2 separate regions of the Homo sapiens genome follow, and region 2 is linked to region 1. Evidence: chromatin loops called from intact Hi-C (ENCODE). Cell type or tissue: endothelial cell of umbilical vein. All regions are shown on one strand. Each heading gives the region's core, and the rest is flanking DNA. Links, peaks and the distances in the headings are about the cores only.

Region 1 (15,557 bases), core at 2,549-10,548:
AGGAGGCTGAGATAGGAGAATCACTTGAACCCGGCGGAGGTTGCAGTGAGCCGAGATTGTGCCATTGCACCCCAGCCTGGGCAATAAAAGCGAAATTCCATCTCAAAAAAAAAAAAAAAGAAAGAAAAGAAAAAGTTGAATAGCTTTCTTTTTTGCAAATATGCTCAGAGCCTTTAATGTACCATTAAGCACTGTGAATTCTTCAGAGACAAATATAGTATCTTGTGTTTTCTGAATATCAAATCTTAGAAACCCAGTGTTCTCCAGCTCTCACATAAGACTAGTATTTTGTGGACTCTACTTTGGGAAGCCTTTTTGTGTATCCTCAGATTGGAATTCTTTACCTATCTACCTGTTTAACTCTTCCTCACCTTTTAAGGTCTAGCTCCAGTATCACGTTTCCCAGAATCTAACCTGACTCTTCCCTGTTGGATAGCCCTCATTTGCTTTCACAGAATGCCATTTAAAGAAAGCCTCTATCATAGCACGTATTGCACCATATGCACTGGTCTTTATTTCCCTAACTGAAGTAGACTTGAGATCAGAATCTGTCTTTAATCCATATACCCACTAGTCTGCACCGCAGTGCCTGGAGCACAGTAGTGTTCAATGTTTATTCAGTTAATCAATGCTACTATGTTTGTTAAAAGTTAATGTTTCAGATGTTTTCTACCTTTCCACAGTCCGCTCTATCAAGCTGAAGGAAGACATTCTGTCCTGCACTTTTGCTGAGTTGAGTTTGGGCTTATGCCAGTTTATCCAAGAGGTGCGGAGACCAAATGGTGAAAAATATGATCCAGACAGTATCTTATACTTGTGCCTTGGAATTCAACAGGTATCAAGTTAAACATATGGATTCTTCAACCTAGCAAATCCATTGACCAGAATATGTCCCCACAGAAATTACATGCACATGTACACACCCAGATATATACTGGTATTTTCATTGGAACATTGTTTTTAACAACAAATTGGAAACCGCTCAAGTGTTAATCAAGCTTTGTGGATCAGTCAACTATAATATGTCCATACTGTGGAATACTGTAAAATATTTACAAAGGAATGGCTTGCTTCTGTATTTATTGACCTAGGAAATTCTTAGAGGCATATATTTTAAAAAGTAACCTGCAGGGCCAGGTGTGGTGGCTCACACCTGTATTCCTAGCACTTTGGGAGGCTGAGATGGGAGTATCACTTGAGGCCAGTGATGCAAGACCAGCCTGGGCAACATAGGGAGACACTATCTCTACAAAAAATAAAAAATTAGCCAGGTATGGTGGTGTATGCCTCCACTCCCAGCTACTCAGGAGACGGAGGCAGGAGGATCACCTCAGCCCAGGAGTTTAAGGCTGCAGTAAGCCATTGGAGCTCCAGCCTAGGTGGCAGAGTGAGAACCTGTCTGAGGAAAAACAAAAAAAAAGTAACTTGCAGAATTATATATATAGTGTGATTGTTATGGGAAAATATGCATAACATAAAATTTACCATTTTAAAGTTTGCAATTCAGTAGGACTAATAAGTACATTCTTAATGTGCAGTCATCACCACTGTCTATTCTGTAGCTTTATGACTCCAAAGGGAAACCTCAAACCCAGTTAGTAGTCACTCCCCATTACTCCCTCCACCCATCCCTGGCAACCATAAATCTGCTTTCTGTCTCTCTGGACTTGCCTATTCTGGATATTTTGTATCAGTGGATTCACACACTATGTGGCCTTTTGTGTCTGGTTTCTTTCCCTTAGCATTATGTTTTCAAGGTTTATCCATGTTTTAGCATGAATCAATATAGCATTCCTTTTTATGGCTGAATAATATTCTATCATATGGATATACCACATGTTGTTTATCCATTCATCCACTGATGGACATTTGAGGTTCTGCCTTTTGGTGATTGTGAATACGCTGCTGTGAACATTCATGTACAGGTTTTTGTTTGAACACCTATTTTCAATTCTTTTGCCATATATGCTTAGGAGTGGAATTGCTGAGTCTTGTAACTATGACTGAGTTGTTGAGGAACTACTGAACTGTTTTCCAAAGTGGCAGCACCATTTTACATTTCCAACAGCAGTGTATGAAGATTCCAGTATCTCCACATTCTTGCTAACATTTGTTAATTTCTGTCTTTTTTTTTTTTAAACAACCATCCTGGTGGGTATGAAATGATATCTCATTGTGTTTTTAATTTGCATTTTCCTAATGACATTGGGAATCTTTTTGTGTACTTTTTGACCATGTGTATACCTTCTTTGGAGAAATGTCTATTTAAGTCCTGTCTTAGTCTGTATTGCCATAGGGGAGTACCTGAGGCTGGGTAATTTATAAAGAAATTCTTGGCTGGGTGCGGTGGCTCACACCTGTAATCCCAGCACTTTGGGAGGCCGAGGCAGGCAGATCACGAGGTCAGGAGTTCGAGACCAGCCTGGCCAACATGGTGAAACCCTGTCTCTACTAAGAATACAAAAATTAGCTGGGCGTGGTGGCACATGCCTGTAGTCCCAGCTACTCGGAAGGCTAAGGCAGGAGAATCGCTTGAACCCAGGAGGCAGAGTTTGCAGTGAGCCAAGATCGCGCCCCTGCACTTCAGCCTGGGTGACAGAACAAGACTCTGTCTCAAAAAAAAAAAAAAAAATTCTCATGCAGAATCATGGCTTATGGTTCTGCAGTACAAGAAACATGGCTCCAGCATCTGCTTCTGGTGAGCGCTTCAGGAAGCTTCCAATCACGGCATCATATGATCATGGCAGAAGGTGAAGGGGGAGCAGGCGTCTCATGGCAAGAGAGTGAGGACGAAGTACCAGGCTCTTTTTAACAATCAGATCTCTCAGTAACTAATAGAGGGAGAACTTCATTACTAGGAGAATAGCATCAAGCCAGTCATGAGAGATCAGGGCCCCACTGCCAACATTAAGGATCAAATCTCCACGAGGTTTGGAAGGCACAAGTATCTAAACTATATCAAGTCCTTTGCCTAATTTTTAATTGAATTGTCTTTTTGTCATTGTGTTGTAGAAACTATATATATTCTAGATATTAAACTTTTATCAGATATGTGATTTGCAAATATCTTCTCCCATTCTCTGGATTTTCTTTTCACTCTCTTGGTGTAGTGTACTTTGAATGACAAATATATATTTATTTATTTATTTATCTGTTTATTAATTAATTTATTTATTTATTTTGAGATGGAGTCTCGCTCTGTCGCCCAGGCTGGAGTGCAGTGACACCATCTGGGCTCACTGCAAGCTGCGCATCCCAGGTTCACGCCATTTTCCTGCGTCAGCCTCCCGAGTAGCTGGGACTACAGGCGCCTGCCACCACACCTGGCTCATTTTTTTTTTTTTTTCCAGTAGAGACGGGGTTTCACAGTATTAGCCAGGATGGTTTGGATCTCCCACCTCGTGATCCGCCCACCTCGGCCTCCCAATGTGCTGGCTTTACTGGCATGAGCCACTGTGCCCGGCCAAATTTTTTTTATTTTAATGAAGTTCAGTTTCTTTTTTGTTCTTCCTTTTCTTTTCCTTTCTCTTTTCTTTTTATTGCCTGTGCTCCTGGTGTTATATCTAGGAATCTACTGCCACATTCAAGGGCATGAAGATTTAATCCTCTTTTCTTCAGAGAGTTTTATGATTTTAGCTCTTATATTTAGGTCGTTCATTTATTTTGAGTTAATTTTTGTATCTGGTATGAGCTAGGTCTACCTTCATTCTTTTGTATGTGGTTATCCAGTTCTCTCAGCACCATTTGTTGAAGAGACTGTTCTTTACCCATTGTATGGGCTTGATACCATTGTAGAAAATCTTTTGACCAAATATAGATGGGTTTAATTTGGACTCTCAGTTATAATCCATTTTTCTTTTTTCTTTTTTTTTTTTTTTTGAGATGGAGTCTTGATCTTGGCTCACTGCAAGCTCCGCCTCCCGGGTTCACGCCATTCTCCTGCCTCAGCCTCCCGAGTAGCTGGGATTACAGGCGCCCGCCACTATGCCCGGCTAATTTTTTTTGTATTTTTAGTAGAGATAGGGTTTCACTGTGTTAGCCAGGATGGTCTCGATCTCATGACCTTGTGATCCGCCTGCCTCGGCCTCCCAAAGTGCTGGGATTACAGGCGTGAGCCACTGTGCCCGGCCCTAATCCATTTTTCTATAGATGGCTATTTTTAGGGCAGTACACAGTTTTGCAACTTACATTATAGCTTTGTATTAAGTTTTGAAATCAGGAAATGTGGTTCCTCAAAATTCTTTGGGCTCTTCAAGGTCCTTTGAAATTCTATGTCAATTTTAGAATGGGTTTTTCCATTTCTGCAGAAAAAGGTCATTGGATTTTGATATGATTGCAGTGAATCTATAAATTGATTTGGAGAATATTGCCATTTTAACATCATTAAATCTTCTGATCTGTGACTACAGGATGTCTTTCTGTTTATTTAGTTGTTCTTTAATTTTTGCTTTCAGCAGTTTTTTGTGGTTTTAAGTGTGTAAGTCTTACAACATTTTGGTTACATTTCTTCTCAAGTATTTTATTCTTTTTGATGCTTTGGTAAACATGGGACTTTTGTTTGTTTGTTTGTTTTTTTGAGACGGAGTCTCACTCTGTCGCCCAGGCTGGAGTGCAGTGGCACAATCTCAGCTCACTGCAAGCTCCGCCTCCTGGGTTCAACGCCATTCTCCTGCCTCAGCCTCCGAAGTAGCTGGGACTACAGGCGCCCGCCACCGCGCCCAGCTAATTTTTTTTTTTTTTGTATTTTTAGTAGAGACAGGGTTTCACCGTGGTCTCGATCTCCTGACCTTGTGATCCGCCCGCCTTAGCCTCCCAAAGTGCTGGGATTACAGGCATGAGCCACCGCACCTGGCGGGACTTTCTTAATTTCCTGTTTGGATTGTTCATTGCTAGCTTGAAATACAGCTGATTTTTGTGTATTGCTTATATGCTGCAACTTGGCTGGATTCACTTATTAGCTCTAATAATTCATTTTTCTGTGTATTCTCTAAGATTTTCTATATATAGGATTCTGTCACCTGCAACTAGAGATAATTTTACTTCTTCCTTTCCTATTTGAATGCGTTATATTTATTTTTCTTGCCTGGCTGCTCTGCTAGGATTCGCGGTACAGTGTTGACGAAGAATGGCAAGGATAGGCATTCTTGTCTTGTTCCTGGTTAAGGGGGAAGAGACTTTTTTTAAACATGTATGTTGCGTTATATGTACTGATATATTTCTGTAACTGTACAAAACTCACTTCTGCATAATGGAATTTCTTAAAGATTGGAAATATTTTTGCATATGAATAGTAGTTGACTTTGTGTGATGAGTTTGAATGAGTTTGAATAGTCTACTTTTTCTTTATTTTGAACTTTTTCAATAACGAAGATATATTTTTAAGCTTGAAAGTGACTATATTAAAAGAAGAAAAAGAGGAATACTGTTGAACAACAAACTGTAATCTGCCAATAAGTTCATAAATTGCCTTTGAGGAGGCCTCATAAAAATGCCTATTGAAGTGGTAATTTTTGTTAGCCAGAATAAATTTAAATGGAAATAATTTTCTCCAAATCATACATAGAAATGCAAGAAACCAAGATAGCCACAGAAATATAAATTAAAAATACTAAACCTTAAAAACACCAAAATACTTTTATCACGTAATTACATGCTGCCTTGGATTCCGTTACTACTCATGGTGTGTCCCTGTCTCAATTGATTTTATCTGACCTGCGCCGTCAGTACTTTTTAAAAGAGACAGGGTCTTGCTCTGTTACCCAGGCTGAAGTGCAGTGATATGATCATAGCTTGCTGCAGTCTCAAACTCCCAGGTTCAAACAACCCTCCTGCCTCAGACTCCCAAGCAGTTAGGACTACAGGCATGCACCACCACCCCTGGCTATTTGTTTTTAAATTTTTTGTAGAGATGGGTCTCACTGTGTTGCCCAGGTTAGTCTTGCACTATTGACCTCAAGTGATCCTCTCACCTTGGCCTCCCAAAGCACTGGGATTACCATTCCTGGCTCAATACATTTTTAAACTATAGGTATTCTTTTTGTTCTAGCCTATGATATGGTTGTTAATGGTTATAATTAACATAGTTCAATGTCCTATAATTAGACTTGAACTTTTTTGAGGGCTAGGTTGTGGGGCAGAGTTGAGAGCTGTAGTTAGAAGGCTCCAAATAAATAGTTTTTAAATTTGGGTTTCCTCAGGTCAACTGACATTAGCTAACTGTGTGATTGCAAGAAATGATCTTGTATCTAGGGTAAAAAACAAAAGAGCACATCTGCAGATACACATTATGAATCAGGAAAAACATGATTTGGAACGTGTGCATTGGAACCAAGTTTTAGTATGTCAGTTTTAGGAACTAAGTAAAGGGTTCTTCATAATACTTCTTCTGTACCATCCGTGTTTGAAAACGAAGTACAAAAACTTTACCTTGCAAGGTCAGTGCTGAAGATAATGTGTTAATAAGAACAGGAGCTTTAGCTTGAATTCTAGTGTTTTAACAACTATCTCTAAGGTACTGAGAGGTTAAACATGGTTTATAATATTGTAAGGGCAAAAATTAAGGGTAAACTGTATTTCTTACAATAATTTTTTAAGAACTCATGTTTTCTTTTTATCAACATGTATATTTTCTTTTTTTTTTCTTGTAGTACCTGTTTGAAAATGGTAGAATAGATAACATTTTTACTGAGCCCTATTCCAGATTTATGATTGAACTTACCAAACTCTTGAAAATATGGGAACCTACAATACTTCCTAATGGTAGGGTGATTTTTTTTTTATTGTTTTCATGATATGCTTTCTTAAATTGCTTAACTTTTTTGGTTATCTTTAAAAAAATTGTTCATTTTTATTTCTGTCCAGATTTATACCATATTTGGACTTCTGAGGAGACGGTCTTTGGTTTATTGTTGATTGTTTTAGGAAAACTGTACAAGTCATATAGCACATGTATAGATACTGATTGCAGAAAATATAAACTAATTTGAAGTTACATTTACCTTTTTAGAAACCATTTTTGATCTGGTAGCATTGGTGTAGCTTTCACATATCATATCTGCTAACAGTGGACCTTTTTTGGTAGTTTGTATGTATACTGAACTGTTGTTAAGAGAGTTAAGTCCTCGTCCTTGAATTATCTTTGACCAGATGTCATCAGACAAGTCCATAATTCACTCCAGGTCTCAGGCTGAGGTGAATGAAGAGGTTCAATGTTATGCTTAGTAATATATGCACCTTTCTGTTGGGCTGCAGAGCACCTTTAACAGTAAGCTTAATGATCTCCAACAGGAGTTTGCAAACTATGGTCCATGGGCCAAATCTGGCCTGCTCCCTGTTTTGCAATCTATGAGCTAAAAATTGTTTTTACATTTTTAAATAGTTGGGGAAATTTTTTTAAGAATTCCTATTTCATCATGTGAAAATTATATTAAATTCATGGCTGGGTGTGGTGGCTCACACCTGTGGTCCCAGGTGTGACTTTGGAAGGCTGAGGCAGGAGGATCACTTGAGCCCAGGAGTTCAAGATCAGCCTGGGCAACAAGGTGAAACTCTGTCTCTACAAAAAATAAAAAAAATTAGCTGGGCATGGTGGTGGTGCCTTGTAGTCCCAGCTACTCAGGAGGATGAGGTGGGAGAAGCACCTGAGCCCAGGAGTTTGAGGCTGCAGTGAGCCCTGATCGTGCCACTGCACTCCAGCCTGGGTGACAGAGTAAGACCCTGTCTCAAAAAAAAGAAAAGAAAATTATATGACTATAAATAAATTTTACTGGCATATAGCTCTGCCTGTTTATGTGTTCTCTACAGCTCCTTAGTTTCTACAGCAACAGCGTTGTTCAGAGCCTATATGGCCTACACATCCCAAAATATTTACTTTCTGGCCCTTTATAAAGACAGCTTAACCCCTAATCTAAAATATCAATAGATTAAAACGGTTTCAGGAGACTCCACGAACGGTGTCTACTTGAGTGGAATCATCTGCCTTTTTCTTTGTGGTGCGTTTTCTGGTTTTCTGCATAAGGAAGAGGGGAAAGAGGAATAGTCAGTTTTTCTCTTTATATCTCCCTGTCTTAGAATTTGAGAGATTACTTAGTCTACTTTAGCAGGAGCTCAGTACTGTTTCTTGTACCCCTTCTTCTGTCTAGGTTACATGTTCTCTCGCATTGAGGAAGAGCATTTGTGGGAGTGCAAACAGCTGGGCGCTTACTCACCAATCGTCCTTTTAAACACCCTCCTTTTCTTCAATACCAAATACTTCCAACTAAAGAATGTTACTGAGCACTTGAAGCTTTCCTTTGCCCATGTGATGAGACGGACCAGGACTCTGAAGTACAGTACCAAGATGACATATCTGAGGTTCTTCCCACCTTTACAGAAGCAGGAGTCAGAACCAGGTACGGGATACTGTTTGTCAGATTTCTCTTTGAAGTCTTAGTAGTAGTACTAAAATAGAGAGTTACTGCAGAAAGGTAATTATAAATGCTAGACGTGAAAGAGTGTACCTTTAACATTTGAATATTTTTCTCTATTGTCAGAGAGTGGTCAAAGGCTGGCCTCAAAGTGAGAGGAATCACGTGCTTCAATATACTTTCATTGGCTTTTAAATTAGAAATTTTGATTTAATTGGGCAGAGCTCAAATAGCCTGCATTTTAAAACTTCTCAGGAAATTAAAAAATACAAACAGGGTTGAGAATCACTAATTTACTAGCCCCAGATGAGTCAATCACTAGTTAAACGAAACCTGCAGAACTTTTAGTCCATTGTTTCTAAATCTTTTTTTGACCAGAGCCCCTCTTTTTAGTTAACATTGTGAAATTCTGAAGGAACTTAAAAGCTGACCTACAATATACTGCTTTTGTACACAATAGAATAATAGCAGTGACAATTTTATTAGAAGGTTTATTGTCTTGCATTTCAAAAACAGCCTATTAAATAAGTTTGTTTTTAATGTTCAGAAACTTAATCTTGGTATTATAGGATTAGAAATTAAATTTATTATTTTTTGAATAGAATCATAAGTCCTGAACTTCCCAAAATCAGTTTCTGAGAGTGAAATACATTTTTTGAATGTGAGAATTTAAATCACTGAAACTAAAATCTGTATTTGTGATGTTCAACTTTGTATAAACTTTTTTCTGAATTGTTCATTTACTAAGATTATCTTTTTCACCTAATGTCTGTGTCCTGTTTGCTTAGTTTTATATATATGTAACCCACTTTGTGCTCTCAATTGATTTTTATTTATTTATTTATTTATTTTGAGATGAAGTCTCACTCTGTCACCCAGGTTGGAGTGCAGTGGTGTGATCTCAGCTCACTGCAGACTTCGCCTCCCAGGTTCAAGCAATTCTCCTGCCTCAGCCTCCCAAGTAGCTGGGACTACAGGCATGTGCTACCACGCCTGGCTAATTTTTGTATTTTTAATAGAGACGGGGTTTCACCATATTGGGCAAGCTGGTCTCGAACTCCTGACCTCAGGTGATCCACCCGCCTCGGCCTCTCAAAGTGCTGGGATTACAGGCGTGAGCCACCATGCCTGGCCTCAGTTGGTATTAACTGGGGGAGGGAAAGGCAGGTGGATAATGTTTCCCTGTTTGCTGATTGGGTGCTTGACATGATTAGTAGTGAATTCAGCTTGCTTTCTAAGTGAGTAACTAGCAAAGTCTTTCTATTTAGCTAGCTGCTAAATGGAAAATGGGTGAGTTTTGTTAAAGTAATAATGCAGGAAGCTGGGGAAAGTCCTATACCGGTTGTTAAGAGCAGATATAGGCTGAGTGCAATGGCTCATGCTTGTAATCCCAATATTTTGGGAGGCTCATGCGGGAGGATTGCTTGACCCCAGGAGTTTGAGGCTGTAGTGAGCTGTGATGGAGTCACTGCACTCTAGCCTGGGCAACAGAGTGAGACCCTGTCTCCCAAAAAAAAAAAAAAAAGAAAGAAAACCTTTTTTCCTTAGGTCCATCTAGTGTTCTCTTGAGGAGTGAATGGAAAAAGTGGGAAAGAAATAGCCCACTTTCCGTATCTTCACCCTGACTTCCTTATATAATGCTTGGCCTCTGCAAAATACTGTTGGGGAAAAATGGTTTGTTCTTTTCTTACCAAATAGTAACTCTGCTGATAATTTCTCTTCCCAACAAAGATGCCATTTCTCACAATATTCGAACAAATAAACTTGAGCAGATGCCCAGTACTAGTGCCCCACAGTAGAAATATTCTCATAGAGATGACAGCTTCTGCTGAGTTCAGTGGCTTGTACCTGTAGTCCCAGCTACTCCAAAGGCTGTGGCAAGAGGATCACTTGAACCCAGGAGTTCAAGGCTGCGGAGATTCAAGGCTGCTGTGATCACACCATCATGCTCCAGGCTGGGCAACAGAGTGAGACCCTGTCTCTTAAAAGAGAGATGGCGACCGGGCACGGTGGTTCATGCCTGTAATCCCAGCACTTTGGGAGGCCGAGGTGGGCTGATCACCTGAGGTCAGGAGTTCGAGACCAGACTGGCCAACATGGTGAAAACCTGTCTCTACTAAAAATACAAAAAAATTAGCTGGGCATGGTGGCAGGCGCCTGTAATCCCAGCTACTTGGGAGGCTGAGGCAGGAGAATCCTTGAACCTGGGTGGAGGCTGCAGTGAGCGGAGATTTCGCCGTTGCACTCCGTCCTGGGCAAGAAGAGCAAAGTTCCGTCTCAAAAAAAAAAAAAGAGATGGCAACTTCTGTCTTGATCTCTACTGTAGGAGAAAAACATGTGGAACCCTTCTTTCTGCTTTATCTTGATATGTCTCAGGAACCCTGTGCCTAATGAAGTTTATTAATAAAGTCAGGCTCAGAATAGAGACGTTTTCCAGTGCCAGTGCCATACTTTTTGTCATGGTGCCCCCACTTTGGTGAGCAGGGGAGCATAAAATTCATGGGATAGGGACTTTGTTTAATGCCATAGAATCCAGCACTTAAAATAATGTCTGGCACCTTCATAGGCACTCAGTATTTGTTGAATGAGTGTGAGTGAGTGAAAGGGAGGAAATGACAAAGTTCTGGCTGCGAAGCAAAGCTCATTGGTGTCTTGAGACTCAAAGAATAGACTTTTCTAATATAATCCTTTGATTATTATTTCCTGTCTCAAGATAAACTGACTGTTGGCAAGAGGAAACGAAATGAAGATGATGAGGTTCCAGTGGGGGTGGAGATGGCAGAGAATACTGACAATCCACTAAGATGCCCAGTCCGACTTTATGAGTTTTACCTGTCAAAATGGTAATCTTTCTCTGAACTGAATGTAGTGCACTCAGAAGGCAGTTAACATATTTTGGATTTCAGATGCTTGAACATCAGAAAAGTAGCTTGCCCGTGGCTTTAGACAAGGATTTACCATGAATTTTTTCCCCATTGTCATATCTATGTGGATTTTGAACCACAAAACAAATTACCTTGTCTTCATAATTATTTTATGAAAATGTCTTCAAAAGCAAGAATCACTGCTATTGTTTGATCTTTACAACTGTTGTACAACCTTTATGTGATACCTAATCTGTAGTTATTTTGTTATTTGTATAGAAAAGAAATTTTGTTTTGCTAAAGCTATAATAGAAAAACAATTTTTAAGGAATTGAAATTTTCTAAGTAGTCCTTTTCTTAGAGGAACTTTATGATTTTAGAGTTGTAACACTTTTTTTTCTGAAAGAAATGTAATAGCTTCATTTGCCCTTTGATAATGTGTATTGAGTGCCCTTGGAGTTCATTCCAGGATATTGGGCACTTCCAATATGTGGTGCTTGGCCATAGTGTCACATGTGAGTTGACTTTTTTGTTGCTCTTAATAATGTTTGAAGTACTAAAGTTTATGATTTACACTTTGTCTTATATTAACTTTATACTCACTTCCAATCCATTGTGATTTCAGTTGATTCCTGGGAGGAAATATTCCTGTAAACTATTTATCTCTGTGGGTACCTTGCTTTCCCCATTGTGAGTCACAGTGGAGAAAGGTTGAGAGCCATATTAGGTTGGTGCAAAAATAATTGCAGTTTTTGCCCTTACTTTTAATTACTTTTAATGGCAAAAACCTCAGTTTACTTAAGAATAGTACATATTTCCTATACTCTCTGATTTCTAATTTTCTTTTTTCTCTTTTTTTTTTTCCCCTGTGGATAGTTCTGAAAGTGTGAAGCAAAGGAATGATGTGTTTTACCTTCAACCTGAGCGCTCCTGTGTCCCGAATAGCCCCATGTGGTACTCCACATTCCCGATAGACCCTGGAACCCTGGACACCATGTTAACACGTATTCTCATGGTGAGGGAGGTACATGAAGAACTTGCCAAAGCCAAATCTGAAGACTCTGATGTTGAATTATCAGATTAAAACGGAAGTGAGGTTCTTATTTTCATACATATTGGTATGCACCAAACTGTGAATGCATCCAGCTGTTGGAAAATGATGTATAAGTCTAAGTCCTCTTGACTTGACCATAAGATCATGGAAAACAGATGACTTGTGAACCCCACAGTGTGGATGTGCAAATGAAAATTGAAGGAAAGAATATGAACTGAGAAATGTTCTTTGGCAGTGATATAGTTCTTAGACATCTTCAGAATGACTAATTTCTCCGAGTGGTGCATAATCTTATTTTGTTTGGGAGTAACAAATCGTGGAATATTTTTAAGGAAAACTGTTGTATAAAACTTTACCATAGTAACCTTAGACCTTAGAGAGGTAGCTTTGGAGTGAAACTTTGGCTGCAATAGGCTACTTTGGCAAGCCCTCCGTAAAAGTCAGAGGAGAGATCAGTACAGAGCTAAGAGTGACATCAAATGAGGACTGTGGGACCCAGATTTGAAGACCCAATAAAAATACTCAACTTTTTAAAAAAGATAGTGAAGTGGTCTTGATTGATTTTGATTTTCACTGCCAAGCCAATCATGTGAAGGACAGAAGCTTTTGCCATGGGCCCCTCACATCAGGGAAAATGACCTTCACTGCTGTTAACAGTAATGTGTCCCTTTCATTTTCTGGATCAAGCCTTCTCAGCGGTGGGTCTGGATGTGGGTAAACTAAGGTAAAGGGGATGATATTCCACAAACTAATTATGCACACAGAAAATCTGTGGAGCCTATCAGACCCCAAGTGTCTTGAAATGTTTGTAGAAACCCACTAAAATGCCCCTTCTCTGGGTGTGGGCCCTTATTGCAGCTGTCTCACAGCCTGAGCTGTGGTACAGAGAAATGGGGGTTCTCCTTTTATTTTCATTTTTTTTCCCCAATGGCAGCTTTTCTCCCGTTGTTTTACCTTCCTATTTCCCAAACAGTTCCTCTTATTTTGTCTTTTGCACCAGTTTCTGGAGGCCCTTGTCATTTCAAAAAGGATAGTCTCTTTTCTTACTCTGGCAAACCTGTGAGTGATTCCACAAAGATACAGTATTACTTAGCTATCTGAATTATGATAGAAAAGGTCCTAGTTAGGTTCCTATATAAAGCATTTGGAAGATGACCTTGTTGCCCTTGAAACTTGAAAATAGGGATTCTGGGGTGAGGATACAAAGACATTGTCTTGCATATCCATAAGCAGGTCTTAGAGCATTATTCCAAACTCTAGCTGTTTCAGTAGTTCTATGAGGATTGCAAGTCATAGGTGTGTGTGGCATATCAGTCCATCTCCCTCATCTCCATTCTCAGTTTCTTCCCCACAAAATTTGGAATCAAAGCTTTTATGACGTTTGCCAATTGCAGAACTTCTTCAGCTAAGGTTAATTTGACGCTATGATAAAACTGAGAGATGTCAAAAAGCCTCTTAGAAATTTTAATCTTGAAAGACTTTTCAGGGTATCTCATTTTTTAGGTGGGGGTGGCAGGTGTATTTCTTTTTTAACAAATAAAAGGCATTTAAGTAAAACTAAAATGAAAAAAGTAGGCCTTCTGACATTGTGTACTTGGTGGTTCTGTCCCTCTGCCTGTAACAAATCTCATTTTTGTTACCAAGAACTGTATGAAAGAAGTAAATCCACCCCGATTCTGTATGATTAATTCCATCTGTGTTTGTCATTTCTGACTGGAAAACTTCTTACTCCATACCTTGTTCGATATGGAGGACAAATAATTGGATTGTCTGATAAGTCTGCCAATAAACTATCCAGAAATAGCAAGTGTAATAGTCCCCACTATACGAATTTTATGGTTTGTATAAACACTAACATTTTCCCCTTCTGTAGTTGTATGAAAAAACAAATATTGTTAGCATAGTAGATAAATTGTTATGAAATACCAGAAAAAAAAATCTGTATCTTTTACTGAGAACACCCAATACCCAGATAAATGACTGTATCAGGATTTCATTTGCATGTTAGTCCACAGAGTTGCCCAGAACCCTAAATTTATTCATAAGAGAAAATATTGATTAATTATTGGTCATTCCTCATAAGTGTAGCTGTTGATGTGTGCGTCTGATTATTGCTTTTTTAATTTTATGAAAATTGTGTAAAATTACATTTTTTTTCCAGGGGAGAAAAAAACATCAAACAAAAACATCTAAATCATCCTTTTTGTTCTTTTTCAGTTTTTAACCACTTTTAGGTTTTCCCCTTACAGAAACCACAGAAATATTCCCTTAGAATAAAATAGTATATTTGTATTTGATGGGTGAGTTCTTCTTCTTTACGTCTTAAAAGAATTTGAAATCTCTTTTTCTGATTGACCTTATTGGTATGACCCAGCAATTAGTAAAATTACAAAGAAAGAGAGCAGTTTCCGAGAAAGAAATTTTTTTTATGTAGTCCAGTCAACATATTTTTTCATTGCAAGTTCTTTTATTTCCTTTTTTCCATCAAAAGACTTGTTCCCATTTTTAGCTAATTTACTGACTATATTCAAAGTCCCAACAGGTAGAAATATCAGAGATCATTTATACATATCATTTCAGGCAAACTTTTTTGAGATTTACAAAGCCTACATCAGTTCAACTTTAATGAAATTGTAAGACTAGAATAAAGGATATGTTCATTCTTAAGTATAAATACATGTTTAAAACAGGAATGTAAGACTAAATAGCATTTTCCTTCGACTTCAGAGTTGTCTTGGTATTATGCAGCTGTACTTTCAAATTCCGTATCGACTTTCTACCTACCTGCCTTGTGGCAATCCTAAATTTATAAAACAGGTTTTCCCAAAAGATCTAATGTAAAATGAATTTCTATTAATGAATTCAGAATTTAATTTTCCAAAGAAGTCTCCTAGGGTATTGAGTTGAAGTTTTAGGAAAGAAGCAATCATACCCTGAACTCCTCTAGACTAGCACTTGTCTGTTACACTGTGCTATCATCATTGAAGAGAATAGTGATTGAGAGGCAATGCTATGTAGTGGAGAGATCATAGGCGTCGAAGCCTAGTGTTTCTACTTACTGGTTGTATAACTTTAGGTAAATTACTTAACCTCAGGCCAGGCACGGTGGCTCACACTTGTAATCCCAGCACTTTGGGAGGTCGAGGCAGGAGGATCATGAGGTCAGGAGATCGAGACCATCCTAGCTAACATGGTGAAACCCTGTCTCTACTAAAAATACAAAAGTTAGCCGGG
Region 2 (15,557 bases), core at 3,634-11,633, 54 kb before region 1:
TCTCTATTGGGATCACTCCACTCTGACTTGTACACTCATTTTCCCACTGATGTAGCTGTTCTCAAGTTAGAAGTTAAGTTCTCAGTCTTCATTTTATCAGTCATCTCAGCAGCATTCATTATGGTTCAGGCACTCCCTCCTATTTTCTTCGTTAGCTTCTATGACACCAGTCTCCTCATTTTTCTCCTACTCTATTAGCTGTTCCTTCTTAGTGTCTTTTTCTGACTCCTTCATTTTGACCAGATTTCTAAATACTGAAGTATGTCAGGACTCTCAGCTGTCTTCCATCTGTAGTAAATAAACTCACTGGGTGATCTTACCTAGTTTCATGAATTTTAAGTACCATCTCTTCATTGATGAGTCCCAAATTTATGTCTCATTTCTTGGCCAGTCTTCTCTTAACTACAGGCTAATATATCCAACTGTCTTCTTGATATTTCCATTTGAAGATTTAAGAAGGATTTCAAAATCTACCATCCCAAAACCAAATTATTCATTCTCCCTCTTTCAGTGTGGTCCTCCCTTAGTGTTCCTATCTCAGGAAATGACACCCTGTTGTGTTATTCTTGACTCCTTTCATACCCCGCATCTCATATACGTATCAGGCAATGCCTCTACCTTCAAAATATATCCACATCTGACTACTGTTCTTCACATCCACCATTATTATTACCTTGGGTTTAACTACCAGTTTTTCCTTGGGTTATTGTAGCTTCCTAAGTGGTCCTAAGTGATCTTCCTGCTTCCATTCTTCTTCTGCTCCGTATAACATTGAACACTTCATAGTACACAGAAGCTATATGTAGAATGTATGATCCTTGTAAAACATAAATTATGTTAATTTGTCTGTAGAGTCTTCTAACGACTTCCTTTTACACTTACATACATTGCAGTTTTTTCCTGTTGCTTGCAATTTCCTAATAGATCCATTCTGTTTATTTCTCTTTTCTCATTTTTTAATCACTCTTCCTCTCATACATGCAATTCCAGCCATACCATCCTTGCTTTTCCTCACATACGCCAAGCATACTCACAGTGTCTAAAAGCCAGAAATCTTCCATGAGAAATTTGTGCTTTCAGGTGTTTCAGCTGCTGAGATCGTAGTGTTCTGTTTTGTTCTCTTGATATAAGCTCTGAGAAACAGAAACTGTTTCTTTTATTTGGTTATATGGATCACAAGGATGAGAAGAATTCTGATTCAGTTAAGTAATGTAACTAGTACTTACATTTTAATTGCATAAGATTTTATGCAGCCTACAGATTTATTGTGTAAGTACCAAAATTGCTAATTCACATCAGTTGCTTTGTTAGAAATTGACATCTCTGAGGCCAGGTGCAGTGGCTCATGCAGTCCCAGAACTTTGGGAGGCCAAGACAGGAAGAGTGCTTGAGCCCAGGAGTTTGAGACCAGCCTGGGCAATGTGGTGAAACTCCCATCTCCACAAAAAATTAAAAAAAAATTAGCTGGATGTGGTGACATACATCTGTGGTCTCAGCTATTTGGGAGGCTGAGATGGGAGGATCACCTGAGCCCAGGAGGCTGAGACTGCAATGAGCCGTGGTCATGCCACTGCACTCCAGCCTGGGTGACAGCAAGATTCTGTCTCAAAAAAAGAAAGAAAGAAAAAAAAGAAATTGACATCTCTGAGAAAACTGTAAATCTCCAGTGCATTTCAAAGATTTAAAAATTTTTTTTCACTTAACAGATCTTGGGAATTCATAAAGCTGCCTCATTCTCTTTAACAGCTATATAATATTCCATTAGAGGTATGTACTATAATTAAGTTAGCCTCACTGATGAACACATACGCTGTTTTCAGTCTTTTTCTGCTATAAATATTCTTTTTCATCACTCTCTTGTGAGATTATATCTGCAGGATGAATTTGTAAAAGTTGAATTGTTGGGCTGGGCGTGGTGTCAAACGCCTGTAATCCCAGCACTTTGGGAGGCCAAGGCGGGTGGATCACCTGAGGTCAGGAGTTTTGAGACCAGCCTGGCCAACATGGTGAAACCTTGTCTCTACTAAAAATACAAAAATTAGCCGGGTGTGGTGGCAGGTGCCTGTAATCCCAGCTACTCAGGAGGCTGAGGCAGGAGAATCGCTTGAACCTGGGAGGCAGAGGTTGCAGTGAGCCAGGATGGCACCACTGCATTCGAGCCTGGGCGACAGAGTGAAACTTTGTCTTTAAAAAAAAAAAAAAAAAAAAAAAAAAAAAGTTGAATTGTTGGGTCAAGAGTTCTGTGTATTCAAAGTATCAAAAACATTGCCTAATTGCTCTTTATTAGTTTTGTACCAGTTTGCATTCCTACCAGCAGTATTTGACTGCAGGGGTTGGCAAATGTTTTTCTGTTAAGGGCCAGATGGTAAATATTTTGGACTTTGCAGCCTACATATGGTCTCTTTCAAAAACTTTTCTTTGTATATATTTTAGTCTTGGGCCATAGTTTCCTAATTTTGGCCTATAATATAGCTGCAAGACTTTATTTTTTATTTTTATTTATTTTTTATTTTTGAGACAGAGTCTAACTGTCGCCCAGGCTGGAGTGCAGTGGCGCAATCTCGGCTCACTGCAAGCTTCGCCTTCCAGGTTCACGCCATTCTCCTGCGTCAGCCTCCCGAGTAGCTGGGACTACAGGTGCCCGTCACCACGCCTGGCTTCTTTTTTTTTTTTTTTTTTTTTTTTTTTAAGTAGAGACAGGGTTTCACTGTGTTAGCCAGGATGGTCTCAATCTCCTGACCTCATGATCCGCCCACCTTGGCCTCCCAAAGTGCTGGGATTACAGGCGTGAGCCACCGCACCCAGCCATCTGCAAGACTTTTATCAAAACTTTTTGTCATTACCAACCTGCTGTGTGAACGTGATATCTCGTTTTATTAGTTTGCATTTCTCTTGTTGAACCTTAGTATTTTGCTCTCTCTGAAATATTTGTTTGAGCCCTTTGCTTTTATATGTGTATTTGGTTATTTGTCTGTATCTTTACTGAACTATAGGTCCTATCTTTATCTTTTAAGGAAATTACCCTTTGTGATATGAAATAAAACCTTTTAAATCAGTTTATCTTTTTATCTTTTTGATTTGGTTTGTGTTTTCTCATCTCTAGCCATTTTTAAAGTCACATTTGATCTTTTATATTTTTATTTATAACTTGATCTTTTATTCTGGATTTTTTTGGTCATTATTAGAAAGGCTTGTCTCTGCGACTCAAAAATAATTCTTCCATAGTTTCTTTAATATTACTAAAATAATTCTTCCGTAGTTTATTTAATATTACTGTTTTATTTCTTTATGCCTAAAACTTAGATACATCTGTAAAATTTTTTGATGTGAGTTAGGGATCTCATTTTTCCATATGACTACCCTTTTCTTCAAATACTATATCCTGAATTTAAATGTAATGATAAGGGGCTGGGTGCAGTGGCTCATGTCTGTAATCCCAGCAGTTTGGCAGGCTGAGGTGGGCGGATTGCTTGAGCTCAGGAGTTCAAGACCAAACTGGGTCTCTACAAAAAATACAAAGATTAGCCAGATGTGGCGGCATGCGCCTGTTATCTCAGCCACTTGAGAGGCTGAGGTAGGAGGATTGCTTGAGTCCTGGAGGCGGAGGTTGTAATAAGCTGAGATCATGCCACTGCACGCCAGCCTGGGTGACAGAGCCAGATCCTGTCTCAAAAAATGAACCAACTAACTAAATAAATAAGTAAATGTAGTGATATGGAAAGTTGCTTACAATATTACTTCTTAGTATTGACTTCTCATGCACTATAGAACTCATTGTTCTGACTACATAAAACACCTAATTTTTCATTTATGAAAAATTACAGAGCACATGCTATGTGGTCAGCTACTAATGATGAAACGTTGAGATGGCTCACCTGTAAGTTCTTCAGCATACATCTCCTAAGATTTTAGCATCTGTTTTACTATCTGTTGTCTCAATTGATTATTTTAGAAAGTATAGACAATTTTTCCAATTATATTATTGCCTCTACGTTTATTAGCAAACGTTCTTATGATAGAAACAAGCTTTTATCTCCTTCCCTTTGACATTATGGACTCAAATCATTATTTACCCTCATACTGTTTCTAATTTTCTGTTTATTTTTTCTAGCTCTGTGAGGAGGAAGAGTCATAGCTATCTCTTTCATCATTTTATCCCTAGAACCTAGTGCAATACCTACCACAGAGTGGTTTCCTAATAAATATGTACTGAATGAATGAATACTTCAAGCAGTGGGGAGCTATTGAAGAATCTCAAGGGAGGATGTAATGTGAAATGATTTATATTTTGGAAAGGTAATTCTGATGTCATTATGGAAGAGAGCAACTTGAGCAAAGCTCAGAAAAAAAAAAGAAAGAAACAGGGGGTTGCCCTGTCACATCACCCAGGCTGGAGTGCAGTGGCACAATTATAGCTTGCTGCAGCCTCAAACTCTTGGGTTCAAGTGATCCTCCTTCCTCAGCCTCCTGAGTAGCTAGGACTGCATGTGTGTACCACTACACCTGGCTGATTAAAACAAAATTTTTTTTTGTAGAGATGGGCTTTTGCTATGTTGCCCAGGCTGGTCTTGAACTCCTGGCCTCAAACAATCCTCTGGCCTCAGCCTCCCAAAGTGCTAAGATTATAGGTGTGAGCCACTGTGCCTGGTCCAGGAAAGCTTTCCTTTGGGTTCTGTATCAGTTGGGACCTGATTACAGATAATCCAACTCAAATCAACTTAACAAAAGGAATTTATTGGATTCCATAATCCAGAGAAGGGTTGAAGAACCAGCCACATGAAGGATGTAACTGGGCTTCAGGAACAAATAAGAGCAAGGATGCCAGTGCCACTAATATTTTTAGTCTTCGCCTCACTCTATTTTTATCAGTTCCAGTTTGTTTGCTGATGTATCAATTAAATGTGGTTTAGGCATAGAGTTTATAAGGGTATGGTTGCTTCCTGAGTATCCATGTGGACTGAATTAGTATACCTTTGAAGGTATTGTAGAATCCAGGAGGAGACGTGGAGTATTAGAACTAGGTGCTAAGTGGAAAAGATGGATTTGAGAGAGATAAGTAATAAAGTTGACAGAATTTGTCCAGGGGGAAATCTTGAGCAACTGCTGGTTTGGTGAATCTGTTAACCATCTGAGGGAAATATAAGAAGCATATGCTTGGAATGGGAGGGAACATGATGAGTTTTGATTTTAGAGATGCTAAGTTGGAGAACGTGTAGGAGCTAGTTGAATATAGACATCCGAAATCTTATAAGAAAGGTCTAAGCTTAAGTGCTTAGGAAGTCAGTAGCAAAGGTAAGTGTTATGGAGGTGAACAAAATAGCTCAGTCTGAGTGTAAAAGTAAAGAGAACAGGAATCTTGCAGAAAAGCTAACATTGAAGCCATGTGAACAGAAGAAGAGTATAAAATAAATTATAAGGCAATTAAGGAAAGTAAGAAATAAGAGTACCAAAGAATCCAAAGGAATTTTATCCATGAGGGATATGCCATTTAGGAATTGAAAAAAGTCAATTTGCTTTGACCATTAGGAGATCATTGATGATGTTAATGAGAAAAGTTCCAGTGGAAAGTTGGGAGCTGATTGTATTAAGCTCAAAGGGTTAATGATAGAGATGAAGTAGAAGCAAACTAGGTAGAATTTTTTTCCTACAAGTTTGTGAAGGGAAGATGAATGAGGGCATTGTAGGGTTAGGGCATGAATGAGGGCATTGCTTTGTTTTGTTTTGGAATGGGAGAGATTAGTATATATTAGTAGTTTTAAACAGTAAATAGTCTTTTATTCTAGGTTGGATAAAATTTATTTTTATGTGTAAGTATTAACTGCCGTCAGTGTTTATTAGTGTTAGTGCAGAGAAAATGGGACTCAGACCAAAGACCTGAGTGCTAATCTCAGTTTTCCCTGAATAATCGCCATAATAATTATAATTACCATTTTATATTCCCTTCTATTTGTCAGTCATTGTGTTAGTAGGTCTTTTGTACATACTATCACTAATCCTCACCACAAATTTATCTCCAAGGTGAGTATTATGCTGTTGTATAGATAGACTCTGAGAGTTTACTTTTTAGGATTACATAGATTTTCAGGATCATGCTTTGATTTCAACACAGATATGTCTGATTCTGAAGTTGGTGCTCTTTTCTCTATATCACGTAGCTTTCTTTTCTAACCTAAAGTAGTTTCTCAAGTTTTGGCTCCTTGTTTCCTTAACTGTCAGATAGGAATAGTTATATCTGTCACACCTATATCAAAGTGTTAAATGAATACTATGGTAATATCTGTATTTTGTTTGAAAAAATATTTATTTGGTTAAATACCAGACTGACCTTATCATTGTGGTCATCTTTAGCACTATCATTTGTCTAAACAGTATTTTACTTTTTAAGGTGGTGGTATCATGGATACAGAAATGTCTGAAGATATAGACCACAACTTAACTCCTACCCTTGACAGCATGTCTTATGGAATGCCGAATCAAACAGGATCTGAAAATTCATTGCTGGATGAAGATGATTATTTTTTGAACTCTGGGGATCTTGCAGGAATTCCAGTCGTTGGTAGTGACAATGAGGATGAACAGGATTTTAGTTCAAAGGACAATCTTGTTTCTTCAATTCATACTGATGATAGCTTGGAAGTAGAGAGAAGAGTCACACAGCATGAATCAGACAATGAAAATGAAATACAAATTCAAAATAAGTTAAAAAAAGACTTTCCTAAACAATTTGATCAGGTTTCTGTCTTTAAATCAATACGGAAAGATTTTAGTCTAGTAAGAGAAAACAGCAAAGAGACATTTTCTGGAAAGGAGAAAAATAGAGACCTAACTTATGAACGTGAAAAACGGTTGGATAAACCCCATAAAGATTTGGATTCAAGGTTGAAAAGCAGTTTTTTTGATAAAGCAGGTAATAATTGTTGGACTTAGAACCATAAAACACAATTAAAAATTACCGATCATAATATATAGCTTTTATTACTTTTGATGTTAAGTGAAGTATGAACGGTTAAATTCATTGTAAGCTTGTCATTTTTCTTTTGTCCTTGTTCTTTGCAGAGTGACTGAATTTCTCCCAGTAACTTTTGGTAATGGTATAAATGGTTGAAAATAGCTCTAAACCTCATTTCTCCCTCCCCTGGTTGCAATGTTTTGATGAGAAAGGCAAGATACTTGAATCACCTGTTCATTTTCTTTGGTTGAACATTGGAACCTGAAGTTGGATTTAACTTCTTTGTGCTGTAAGCACTAATTCAAACTGCTGTCTCACCACTTAGTCCAAATTAGGGAGTTATTTTATTTTTTTAATTTTAATTTAATTTTTTGTTTATTAACTCTCACCTCTATCTGAAAGGGAGTTTTTTTTTAATAAAAAAAACCCAAACATTTCTAATTTATGTTTTAGAAGTTTCTTGAGGTTCCTCCTGAGCCTCTTTGCCCAGTGTACCCTATACTTTAGCTTTAGTTAACATTCTTGAATATATCACATATTTCCTTCTATGCCTTCCTTTCCTCCTGCTATTCCATTTGCCTGCATGTCATTTTCTCTCTGTATATTTGCTTGTGAAAGTACTTCTTATCCAACAATGCCTAACTCATAAACCTCTTCTACTCTGTCATCATTCTAACTGCTCTACATCAAGAATGGTTTCCTTATCTATATTTCCACAGCATTTTCATGCCTCATTATTTATAGTACTTATCACACAGTATTATAGTTCTATATTTGTTTTACCTTACCTACTAGTGTAGGAGTTGAGGGCCAGATTGTATCTTACTCATCTTTGTATTCTTGGGGCCTAACCTGGTGTAGTAAAATAGTAATTCTTCAATAAATGTTCAATAGCTGTGAAGGAAAGCAAGTATTCTATACCAGTCCTTGTATTTCTTCTAACAATGCTAGGAAATGTATGGTAGAAAGAACAAACCAGTATTGTTAAAAAGACAGCTTTTGAGTATGTACAAGTCTGTGCAAGGATATACTATATTTTTCTCTATAATTCAGTATATATTTCCAATATCCCTTCTTGGGGTATGAGAGTCATGTTTCTCAAGGAACATAATGTCTAGTAGTAGAATGGACAAGACAAGTCAGGCCGTAGAAGTGCCAATGTCCAGCTGAATAGCGTAAGATTTAATTTACAGTTAAAGACAGTGGTAGAAGAGTTTGTCATAAGGCAGTTCAAAAAGATGTCTTTCAAATAACTGAAACTGTGTTTTAGGGATTCTTAGAAGAGAGATGATTTTTAACTTAGTGAACAGGGAAGGTTTTATAGAGGAGAGGTGAATTTTTAACTGAGCTGAGTCTGGAAAACTGTATAAAGATTAGGATAGACAGAGGGGACTTGGAATAGAATAAGTAGAAATGGGGGAGAACAAATGCAAGCAATTTTCAGAGCAAAAATAATTTTTTTTTTTTTTTTTTTAGGTTTGAGCAAGGAAAAAATGTAGGGTAAGGCTAAAAGCTAGGTGGGGCCAGATTGTGCAGAACTTTGAGTGAAAATACCTTTTGGGTGTTTTTGGGACCCAGTTCACTCTAACGAGCATCTTTGTTGGAAAAGAGAGGTGATTATCAAATGATAGCTTTTTAGGTCACTCTTTGTAAGATTTGTTATTCATATACATGTGTTTGTTTGTTTTTTTTTTCCTTTCAATAGCTAATCAAGTTGAAGAAACATTACATACCCATTTACCACAAACCCCAGAAACAAACTTTAGGGTAAGTTTTCAGTGTGTATGTAGATTGCTGTAACTGTGACAAGTGTCAAAGTTTTCTTTATGTCAGTTTCTAAATTCTAACAATGTATTAGGTAGAGCACTGATTTTTTTTTTTTAATTTGCTTAATATTTGTTTAAGGTCATCATCGGAGACATTCTAAAAAGCCTCAAATCTTAGGGTCTTTATTTGTATTTGGTATTTGGACATATAACACAATTACTTTTAGGCGTAGGCATAAGATCCAAAAGCTAATGAATGTCCATAGAGTTCTTCATTTCCAATGAGCTTTTCTTTGGGTGTTAAACCTGAAGAGGAATCATTTTAAAATCTGAATATTTATTAATCCTTTATATTGTGTTTTAGGATTCCAGCTACCCATTTGCCAATAAAGAATCCATTGGTTCGGAACTGGGGAATTCCTTTGCATCAAATATTAGAATTAAAGAAGAACCTTTGGATGATGAGTATGACAAAGCAATGGCACCACAGCAGGGACTACTAGACAAAATAAAAGATGAACCTGACAATGCTCAAGTAAACATTTCACCTTTTTTCCCCCCTTCTTTTTGTTCCACACATTGAATTATTCATTTGAGAGAGGAAGTGCTTAAGAAGTGAAATAGTTTGTTGACAGGGTGAAAGGAAACTCTTAAAGAAGGTTGAGGCGATTTGAATTACCATATAAGGCATTAACGAGCTATATGAAACTTTTCCTGAGTAGTAATTAAGGCTTTTAATCATCTTTGTTTCTTAATACCACTGTGATTTTTGCAATGCATTTTAGCGCAAGGCTTTGAGAACTATACAGCAGATATGGTTGAAGATTTATGGTAGTTTATAAGTTTGTGGTGCAATCAAGTTTATGTAGGATAGTAAGCCTTTTGCAGTTAATGCTAATGAAGTACAGGCTATATATGGATTTAAATATTTTTCAGGAGGGGTTAATGGACAGATCATCTTTGGAAGGGTTAATTGATTGAAGAACCAGTTCATTGGATTAGTGGATAGAAGGTAAAGGAGGCTTTGATGAATGATACATGATTCCAAGTTTGAGATCTGTGAGTAATAAGAGTGAAGGTAGAGCTCTGCTATTTCAAGGTTGCTCTGGAGATAAAATCATAGAGATCTTAAAACTGTGAGGTCCTGAAGTCAGCTAAGCTATCCATGCAGTTAATGATGTTGCTGTTGTTGGAATAGAAGAAAAAAGTTATATCAGATGCTGCAATCATTTTGAAGTGCAAGAAGGGGTCCAAGGGACGAATATGCAATAGCAGCAATTATTTGAGGGTATCTGTGTTTTGTAAAGATGGTATGAATTGGCTCTTTTTCTGAAATGACATTTAATCTGGGGGAAGCTTATATTTTCCTATCTTTCTGTTTATATTAGAAGGTTTGAGACTGTCAGACTTCTGTGGAAGTGCTTTCTTTTTCTTTTCTTTCTTTTTGTTTTTTCTCTTTTTTTTTTGAGACAAGGTCTTGCTCTCTTGCCCAGGCTGGAATGCAGTGGTGCAATCACTGCTCACTGCAGCCTCAACCTCCCAGGCTCAAGTGAACCTCCCAGCTCAGCCTCTTGAGTAGCTGGGACCACAGGCGTGTACCACCACACTGGCGAATTAAAAAAAGATTTGTAGAGGGGCCAGACGTGATGGCTCACGCCTGTCATCCCAGCACTTGGCAGGCTGAAGCCAGCAGATCACTTGAGGTCAGGAGTTCCAGACCACCCTGGCCAACCTGGTGAAATCCCATCTCTACTAAAAATACAAAAAATTAGCCAGGCATGGTGGCGGGTGCCTGTAATTCCAGCTACTTCGGAGGCTGAGGGAGGAGAATCACTTGAACCAGGAGGTGGAGGTTGCAGTGAACTGAGATTGTGCCACTGCCCTCCGGCTTGGATGACAGAGTGAGACTTTTTTTTTGGTAAAGTAAGTTGCACAAGCTTGTCTCTAACTTCTGTGCTCAAGCGATCCTCCTGCTATGGCCTTCCAAAGTGTTGGGTTTACAGACGTGAGCCACCGTGCCTGGTCAAGTGCATTTTTCATTTAGATGTTTTTGGACAGGATTTCTCAAACTCCACAGCATTGACATTTTGGACCAGATAATTCTTTGTTGTGAAGAAATGTCCTGTGCATTGCAGGACATTTAGTAAGCATTTGTGGCCTCTACCTACTACATGCCAGTAGCAGCCTCCTCCCTTGCCAATTTTAACAAAAAATGATCTATTGAGAACCATTGTATTAGAGTAAGCAGATGGAAGAATAGGAGATTGCAGAGGTTGGTGATTCATGTGAGTCACTGAGTCAAATTGATGCTCAGTTAGCATGAATTCCATGACGTTCAGTGGAAGTTGGATGTGTTAGGGTAGTGATAAAGCTATAGGAGTTGGATGGATATGAGTATACTTGCTACAAAGAAGAAAGTAGAAGGAATATAAATAGATTTTTCTGTTCTATTTAAATAGAAGGTAAATAAAAGCATGTTTATAGAAGCAGGTAATGGAGATCTTAGATATCTGAATTAGGGATAAATAGATGTCCCAACACCTGGGGAAAGTTCATGTGGCAGTATATGCTTCAGAAGACTACAGCCATGTCTATATGAAGGGCAGATCTTGTATCTCTTCTCCTGCCCCAATGTGGGCATGCTGGCAGGGTACCAAAATCATCTCTTTCTTTTGTACTTGAACCATGTGACACTTCCTTGGGACAAAAAGGCACTTAGAGCATAAACCAAATACAATAGGGGTAGAGAACACTGAGAAGGTTATTAGTATTGTTGTTTTCAGAACAATCAGAGGTTCCAGTGGCTGGAGAATATAAATAGGATGGAACAGATAGAAACACTTAAATTTTTATATACTTATTCAGAATTATAAAATGTGTTATCAAATACTGAATATGAATATGAAGTTTCATCATGATTATGGGAAGAACTTCCCCAAAGGCTTACTCCCTGATTGATTGGACTTGAGAATTAAGCAGTAATGTGAGTAGGTCCTGGGCATAAGATCCAAAAGCATTCTTTACCCTGACCCCACAATAAGGGACTTGTAGTATGTGAGTGGATAGAGCTAGGTTTTCCCTGAGGAGTCCTTTTTGTTGTCAGCAATACCAGTCCTATAGGATCAGACCTTTGATAATTCTTCTAGAAATCCCCCAGAGCAGCTCTCATGTTATAAACTAGATATGTGATTCTTTCCTTCTTTTCTTTTTCTTGTCTTTTCCACACCCGTCTCCACCTTCCCTCCTTCTTTTAGAAGAGTATTGCCTTTCAAAATTGCATAATTTATTACTTTTATTCATTTCCCATGGACTGGAAAAGAGAACTCTAGTGTATTATATTATTAGTCTCAAAAAAGTACTATTAGCCTCTCATAAAATACTGATAGATTTTACAGTTGTGGTCAGTGTTTACTTTTGACCATCAGTTACCAGTAACTTCTTTCATGGTTCAATAAAATCATAGCTTTAGTTTATGGCACCTTTTCAAAACTTCCTTTGGCTTTTCTTTGTGCTTAATTTAGGTAGTTTTGCTTTTAGCTCACTTCCTAATTCTCTTTTTTACACAATTCATTTTGGTCCTAATTTCTTTACTTTACTATATAAACAAGGTGCTGAAATGTGTGTGTATGTATTTAACTTCCTCTACCCATTTGCTCTTGGTTATTTCTTCAGTTATGATATTCTGGATTTGCCAGTCATTGTCCGTCCTCCTGCCTCTATTACTGGCATAATGTCATTGGGTCTCACAGTTTCATTTCTTCATTCTAATTCTATTGCATGTTTCTATAATGTTTTCTGTAGTATTTTTACAGTTACAGATGCTTTTACACGTACTGTGTTGCTTAATTCGCCTAACAACCCTGTATAAGATGGCCAGAGTAGAGGATGTTAACATTTATAGGTGAGAGAGCTGAGAGATATAGAGATTTAGTTACTCAAGCCCTCATGGCCAGGAAGGAGCCAATCTGGGGTCATAATCAAAGTCTTTTTTTTTTTTTTTTTTTTTTTTAGTCTACCAATCTTTCTGTAAATAAAAGTTGTTTAATTTTAAAAATACCAAGGGAAGGTTTCAAAATAGATACTTTAAAGAGAGCCAGAGACCTCATTTTCCTCTTTTGCCTTTTCCATAGGGTCTAAAAACTGTACATTCAGTAAATACTACATTAAAGTCATGATTTCTTTTTCTTCTTGTTCATAATAATAGAGGACGAGCTAATGTGTAGTCTCTCATTGAAAGAACTCAATTAAAATGGGAAAGCAAATGAACTAATTGTCATAATAGTCATTCACACAGTTTTGGAAAGAAAATGTAGTAATTCAAATGTTGGGGCTCTTTTAGCCATATTGAGTTAATTTGGCAATAGAAACTGTGTTATTCATTTCTAAAATACTTTCATGGGATATTAATATTGATCTTCATTTGTAGTAAACTAAGAAGGTAAAGGTATTGGTAAAGGAATTTTTTTGTGTTTTGGCATGTGTTTTTCTGCTTCTGAAAGCTTTTGGGTTACCAATTAGATATTTACTTCTCAGAAAATATTTATTAGTATTTGGCTACTCATTGATTTGTTTATCAAATACTTGTAAAATTAGTGATCATGGGAGGATCCAAACATAAACCAAACATGATTGTGCCTTGAAGGCATTGTGGACCATACAAACAGTACTTAAGATGTATACTATTTTACTATATTACATAAATAATACGTACTCAAGGCTAAAGGAATCCAGCAGAAGTTTGCAATAGCCATCACAGAGACTAAGAGAGCTGACTGCAGACCGTTAATGTATGCCAATGAGTATTGGTTGTTTCTGGAGTTTTCTGAGATTAAAATAAAAATATTTAAGGAAATTTTCTTTAATACACTATATAATGAAGGAATGTCATGATTAGTCGATGTTAGAAAATCTTTTAATACATATATTTCATCAGCAGGTCAAATAAGGGTATCTGTAATAGTCACTTTATTAGATGCCAAAAGACATCTCATGTAATTCAGACATTTCTTAGAATAGATTTTTTCTTGATCATAGTAAGGAACTACTACTTCAGATCAGTAACAGTTATTGAAGTTGAAGTAAAATGATGGAAATCTTCTGTTAATATTACTAAAAGAATACAAGTTGCGGATGTCATCGTTATTATTTAACTCTTGTTGGATTTTTACTTCAATCCATGTTAAAGAAATTAGAAGAAAAAATAATGGAAAAAGGGAAATAAAATTATCACTTGCTATTAAGAATATTTATGAAAGAATTAATAGAATTCATGAAAATTTAGTGGAGTACCTAGTTGAATTATACCAATACTTCTATAAATAAACTTCCCAGTTAGATGATATAATGAAAAAGATACACTATTCCCAGCAGCAACTAAAAAGTACTTATATCAAATACAACTTGAAATAATGAAGAGACCATCTTTTTAAATGTAAGAAATATGTAGATGTCAGTTATTTTTAAATTAAGATTTAAGGCCAGGTGCGGTGGCTCACGCCTGTAATCCTAACACTTTGGGAGGCCAAGCGGGGGGCGAATCACTTGAGGTCAGGAGTTCAAGACCAGCCTGGCCAACATGGTGAAACCCTGTCTCTACTAAAAAATACAAAAATTACAGAAATTAGCCGGGCGTGGTGGTGCATGCCTGTAATCACAGCTACTCGGGAGACTGAGACAGGAGGATCACTCGAGCCTGGGAGGTGGAGGTTGCAGTGAGCCAAGATCGCACCATCGTGCCCCAGCTTGTGGGATAAGAGTGAAACTCCATCTCAAAAAAAAAAAAAAAAATTGAGATTTAGATTTGATGCAATTCTGATGAAAATATCAATGGTTAGGTTATGAAGTTTTGTAGAAGAATAATAGGCATGCACATACACACACTTATTACACATATATTCTAAAAAATGGATGGAGAGGTTGAATGTGGCAAATGCTGTTAAATGGTTGAACATCATACAATTAATTAATTTTTTTTTTTTTTAAAAGACAGAGTTTCACTCTTGTTGCTCAGGCTGGAGTGCAATGGTGCAATATTGGCTCGCTGCAACCTCTGCCCTCCCACCACCCTGGGTTCAAGCGATTCTCCTGCCTCAGCCTCCTGAGTAGCTGGGATTACAGGCGTGCACCACCACACCCCGCTGATTTCTGTAATTTTAGTAGAGACAGGGTTTCACCATGTTGGCCAGGCTGGTCTCAGACTCCTAACCTCAGGTGATCCACCCACCTCGGCCTCCCAAGGTGATTGGATTACAGGTGTGAGCCACCACGTCTGGCCATAAGTATCCTACAATTAGTTTCGTTAGGATAGCATGATATCATAAGATTAGTCAGACTGAAAATGATATAGAAGAGATAGCCCAAAAACAGACATTATTTTTTAAGAATTTGATATATTTATCAATGGCAAATGAAAGGAATTCACTATTTAGAGAAAGATAAAGAGGTGGGCATGGTGGCTTATGCCTGTAATCCCAGCACTTTGGGAGGTTGAGGCGGGTAGATACTTGAGGTCAGGAGTTCAAGACCAGCCTGGCCAACATGTTGAAACCCCATCTCTACTAAAAATACAAAAATTAGCCGGGTGTGGTGGCAGGCACCTGTAATCTCAGCTACTGGGGAGGCTGAGGCAGGAGAATCACTTGAACGCAGGAGGCAGAGGTTGCAGTGAGCCGAGGTTGAGCTAGCCTGGGTGACAGAGTGAAACTCTGTCTCAAAAAAGAAAAATGTTCATTATACATCAAAATGAGTAAATTCCAAATGGACTAAGGCAGGGGTTGGCAAATTATCAGTGGTGGGCCAAATCCAGCGCCCCCCCCCCACCCATTTTTTTTGTTTTTCCACCC

What was found. A loop is a pair of places that touch in the nucleus more often than their neighbours do. Peaks named below come from ENCODE experiments on the same cell type or tissue, not always from the same donor. Only the 100,000 strongest peaks of a DNase experiment are listed, where the experiment ranks them.
Region 2: it touches region 1 in a loop (5-fold over the local background); 1 of 110 quality-filtered maps calls a loop at or near these places.

The regions. Positions count from the first base shown.
Region 1 is chr1:35,407,325-35,422,881 of GRCh38, forward strand. ZMYM4 (zinc finger MYM-type containing 4) reads left to right here. Exons shown (of 30, transcript NM_005095.3): 26 at 684-835; 27 at 6,648-6,759; 28 at 8,142-8,390; 29 at 11,119-11,248; 30 at 12,146-14,734. The coding sequence ends at 12,353. Among named protein-coding and RNA genes, the nearest start is that of ZMYM4-AS1, 49 kb to the left of the region's middle. In endothelial cell of umbilical vein, for the core only: no CTCF peak of the experiment used is centred there; no DNase peak of the experiment used is centred there.
Region 2 is chr1:35,352,540-35,368,096 of GRCh38, forward strand. ZMYM4 (zinc finger MYM-type containing 4) reads left to right here. Exons shown (of 30, transcript NM_005095.3): 3 at 6,386-6,907; 4 at 8,655-8,716; 5 at 9,080-9,250. It overlaps ZMYM4-AS1 (ZMYM4 antisense RNA 1), which reads right to left and starts at 13,538. Exons shown (of 2, transcript NR_046659.1): 1 at 13,427-13,538; 2 at 6,283-6,629. RefSeq lists an enhancer at 9,094-9,595. In endothelial cell of umbilical vein, for the core only: no CTCF peak of the experiment used is centred there; no DNase peak of the experiment used is centred there; H3K27ac peaks cover 201 bases.